2 separate regions of the Homo sapiens genome follow, and region 1 is linked to region 2. The links are chromatin loops, found by intact Hi-C in ENCODE. Cell type or tissue: gastrocnemius medialis. All regions are shown on one strand.

Region 1 (2,500 bases), 81 kb before region 2:
CACGTCCACTCACGTTTGTGGAACCCTGCCACTGCCACGTGAGCAAGCCCACGCTAGTCTACTAAATGATCAGAGACTCATGTCTCAGCCAACATCCAGCCAATCACCACATGTGTGGGTGAGGCCATCCGAGGCAAGCCAGCCCCCAGCCTATCCCCCAGGTCTCTTGAAATCATCTGGGCTGATTTCAAGCCCAGATGAAATCAGCCAAGTCTGGCAGAAACCCCCAGAGGGCTTGTATAAACAATAATACATACTTATTGTTTACTCCACTTGACTTAGGGTGACTTGTCACACAGCAGTAGCTAAATAAGACAACAACCGACCTTCCAGCTTCTCCTCCCACTTCCCACTTTGTACTCTGATTCTTACACCAAATTACTTGGTATTCCCTGAGTATCTCACAGTAATGTCTCAATGACTTTATTATGCTGCATCCTCTGCCTAGGAGGCCCTTTTCTCTTTCCTATCTTGTGAAAATCTACTTGTCATTCAATATCTAGCTGAAACATCATTCATTCATTCATTCATCAGATATGTATTGAGACAAGGCACTGAGGTCTCACAACTGAGCAAAACAGCCTGTGCACTCAACCAGCTCACAGTTGAGGAAAAGGTAAATGAGTAAATAGTCAATGCCACTTCTTGCTTTCTCCAACTCCTGTAGGTAGAAGTCTTATTCCTTCGCACACACTTTCATTCCTCGATTATAGCACTTCTCACAGCGTGATGCCAGCCATAATAATAATAACTAACTTGGAAAGCTCTTATGGAGAGTAGATGAGATTATAGAGGCACAGCCTTTAGCATGGTGCCAGAAACATAGTAAGTGGAAAATAAATGTTAGCTGTTGATATTTTTAGTTAACACACATGTTCATCTCCCCTGCCTGACTGCATATAAGCTTCTTGAGAACAGGAACTGAGCCAAATTCAACTTTGTGTCTGAAGTGCCTAAAGAGAATATGTGCCTGGCACATAATAAACACTCATTAGATGTTTGTTGAGCAAACATCACCAGAAGTGTAAGAATTGAGCAAAGGCCCAATAATCGCAGAGCTGCTCAGTGGCCCTGGGACTCTTGGATTATACTGGGGCGCCCTCTGCTGTGTATATGTTGGGTATAAAGTGAAACTTTTAAGGAAGCCCACGGGAAAGTTTCCAGAAAGGCTCATTCCGGGCAAAGGTTTCTCAACTTGAGGGGTACTACACCTTGCCCCAGTTCTACACCTGGGGTCAGTTTATTTTATCGCTGAAACCACCTATGTTATTTATGGGGTTTTTCTTGTCTTTGTGTTCTTTCTTTTCTTTTTTTCTTTTCTTTTCTTTTTTCAGGGTCTTGCTGTCGCCCAGGCTGGAGTGCAGTGACCCAATCATAATTCACTGTAGCTTTGAACTGCTGGGCTCAGGTGATCCTCTTGCCTCAGATTTTTGAGTCGCTGGTACTACAGGTGCATGCCACCACACATCCAGTTAATTTTTTAAAAAAATTTTTAGAGGCCAGGCGCGGTGGCTTACACCTGTAATGCCAGCAATTTGGGAGGCCGAGGTGGGTGGATCGCGAGGTCAGGAGTTCGAGACCAGCCTGGCCAATATAGTGAAACCCCGTCTCTACTAAAAAAAAATACAAAAATTAGCCGCACATGGTGGCACTCACCTGTAGTCTCAGCTGCTCAAGAGGCTGAAGCAGGAGAATCGCTTGAACTGGGGAGGCGGAGGTTGCAGTGAGCCAAGATCGCACCACTGCACTCCAGCCTGTGTGACAGGCTGGCTTCAAACTCCTGGCCTCAAGTGATTCTCCCACCTTGGCCTCCAAAAGTACTGCGATTACAGGCATGTTATTTGTTATTTGAAGGAACAAAATGTTTTGGCTTAGATTCTGTTTCTTATTTAGGTCACAAATAAACCCTTCAGAAGAAATAAAGTAATAATAAAATAAAGAGATGGTGGAATAGATGAAAAGATAGATCATCTGACTCTGTTCCCTGCCACGTTTGGAATCCTGTTGAGAAGAGAGAGAAGAAGCAACTACATACGGGGGACATATCCATCACTTGAGATTCTAGCTGACGACGTCCGAATATATCTCAACTCACAAAGTAAACGCCAGATCATATGCCATGATGACTTAATCATGTTACTATAAAGAAAATATTTAAACAGGAGAGATTTTAAAAATTGCAATTCATCTTGTGACAAATTACTTAAAATAATATATTTGCCTGGAAAGAACACATCTAATTTATATATTAGCAGACACTGTTGTGCACCGTGGTGAGAAGGGATATGTAAGTGGGATGATGACTTTTCCTTTCTGTAAAGAGGTTTCTATTTTTACTTTAAAGAAAACATGTTCAAAGAAAGTTGCTCTGAATAACTTAAATTACAGCGCTCCATAGACACTGGCACTATGCCTGGTTCTTTTTTATTGAGTACCAGACATTGTCTATGAAAAATAGTAAAGATAAGTTGATGCCTAGGATTATGCTATCTTTCTCCTA
Region 2 (2,500 bases):
TCACCTGAGGTCAGGAGTTCGAGACCAGCCTAGCCAACATTGTGAAACCCTATCTCTACTAAAAAACAAAAATTAACTGGGCATGGTGGCAGGAGCCTGTAATTCCAGCTACTTGGGAGGCTGAGGCAGGAGAATGGCTTGAACCCGGGAGGCAGAGGTTGCAGTCAGCTGAGATCATACCACTGTACTCCATCCTGGGTGACAGGGTGAGACTCTGTCGAGAGAGAGAAAGAAATCAAATTCTTTCAAAATGTTTTTCTCATATTTTATGAGTGGTATTGGAAGGACCCTAAGTACCTGTATAATCTATGTATTTGATACCCTAGAATGGGGCCAAGTATCATTGTTACTCATATTTAACAAAACAAAGGTAGAGAAATAGGCAAGCTAAGGGGTTTAACCAAGATCCCAATGTTAGTTAGTGGCTAAACTGCAATTCCAGATTTGCATTTTGCACTCTCTCCCAATAGATTGTACTGTACAAATACCAAAGGGTGTGTGTGATGTGTATTTGTTGGGATCAGGGATGGAAACTATCTACAAATAACATGGTAGCCGGGTGCGGTGGCTCATGCCTGTAATCCCAGCACTTTGGGAGGCTGAGGTGGGAAGATCATGAGGTCAGGAGTTTGAGACCGGCCTGGCCAACATAGTGAAACCCCATCTCTCTAAAAATACAAAAATTAGTCGAGCATAGTGACACGCACCTGTAGTCCCAGCTACTCAGGAGGCTGAGGCAGGAGAATCACTTGAACCTGGAAGGCGGAGGTTGTGGTGAACCAAGATCACGCCACTGCACTCCAGCCTGGGCAAAAGAGCAACACTCTGTCTAAAAAAAAAACACTGACTAAATCTGACCATCTGACCCAAGGAAGGCTGGGACTCAGAAGGCCCAGGGTGACACACTCTCTGTGGACAGTTGCTATGGAGAATATACATTCCAGGGAGAGTCACATAAAGGTCCCTGAGACTTGGAATCTCAGAGTGAAGCACCACCCACAGAGTGCCTTAAACCAGACATGGAGACGTTTCTCCCATAATTACCATGGGGCAAGTCTTCCTCTGTTGCAACGGAAGTGGTGCAGGATTCAGAGTTGCTTTTCAGGCTGGGGAGGCAGAAAAAGTATCAGTCCATCTGCTGTGTCTCATACAGGCATCCAGAAGAGAGTGTGAAAGAGATGGCAAGCGGTTTATTCATAGAGGGCAAGTTTTCAGTTTCACAGATGGATGATAAAACAAATCTGAATGCAGTCTTACAAATCTTAAAGAGTCTTAAGAGCTGATGTTTGCAGCCCAAGCTGGGGGAATATGGAGCCTCCAAAGTAATATAATCTTGATCAGATATATGTTCTTTCACCAGTTATTAATTATCAGGATGTCAATAACAGGACTTGACTGAAGAAGTCCCAAGAGCTTCTTGTTCTTGCATTAGTTAATGCAGGTATTTATTTTCCAAAATTTTTATTTCAACACCGCCATCTAGTGTACAGTTTCCTGATTTTTACCAAGCCTCAGGGTATCTGTTCAAGTGGGTGTTATTCAGTTCTTAGGAGGAGCAATATTCTCTAGCTTGGAAAGATGTCTATGACATTTCACTAAGTGCAAAAAAGCAAATTACAAAATGATATGTACTATGTGGTTCAATACATGCAGACTACACGTATGTATTTGTGCAAACTTTTTCATATGTGTATATGCATAAAGATCTGGAAAGGAGGCTGGGCGCCGTGGCTCAGGCCTATAATCCCAGCACTTTGGGAGGCTGAGGTGCGTGAATTACTTGAGGCCAGGAGTTCAAGACCAGCCTGGCCAACATGGCAAAACCCCAGCTCTACTAAAAATACAAAAATTAGCAGGATATGGTAGTGCCTGCCTGTAGTCCCAGCTACTTGGTGAGGCTGAGATGGAGGATCACGTGAGCCTGGGAGGCGGAGGTTGCAGTGAGCTGAGATAGTGCCACTGTACTCCAGCATGGGTGACAGAGAAAGACTCTGTCAAAAAAATAAAATAAAGATCTGGAAAGATATTCTCTAAATTGTTGATAGTGATTGTCTCTGGTTGGGAGAATTGGGGGAATTTTTTTGTTACTTATTCTTATCTGTTCAGTTTTTCATAATTGATCATTGACATATATAGGGTGAAAACTTAATTTTTAAAAAGATCAAAGGAGCCCCCAAGGTGAGAATCCACCCAAAAAAGATTATTTTCTAAGGCAATTATATTCAACAGTTATTTATTGAACAGCTACTATGTACAATGTATCCTCCTTTTTTTTGTTTTTGTTTTTGTTTCTTTGGTCTTTTTCCTTCTGTTACAATGTTTTCTTTTGATCTTCAAATATACCAACAAAGTAAGATAAACCCCTCTACCATAATACCAGCTACCATTTAATGAGTGTTCACTGTGTGTTAAGCATTGTGCTGAGCACTTTGCATTCTGAATCTTAATTCTGGAGGTGAAACTACTGAGGTGAGAATACTAAGGCTCAGAGAGGTCAAGT

What was found. Peaks named below come from ENCODE experiments on the same cell type or tissue, not always from the same donor. Only the 100,000 strongest peaks of a DNase experiment are listed, where the experiment ranks them.
Region 1: it touches region 2 in a loop (5-fold over the local background); 11 of 110 quality-filtered maps call a loop at or near these places.

What each region holds. Positions count from the first base shown.
Region 1 is chr11:107,688,696-107,691,195 of GRCh38, forward strand. No RefSeq gene overlaps it. Among named protein-coding and RNA genes, the nearest start is that of SLN, 22 kb to the right of the region's middle. In gastrocnemius medialis, a CTCF peak has its summit at 1,102 (motif pointing left); a DNase peak (open chromatin) is centred at 1,106; H3K4me3 peaks cover 313 bases; H3K27ac peaks cover 673 bases.
Region 2 is chr11:107,769,724-107,772,223 of GRCh38, forward strand. No RefSeq gene overlaps it. Among named protein-coding and RNA genes, the nearest start is that of SLN, 59 kb to the left of the region's middle. In gastrocnemius medialis, CTCF peaks have their summits at 1,497 (motif pointing left) and 1,707; no DNase peak of the experiment used is centred here; H3K27ac peaks cover 1,503 bases.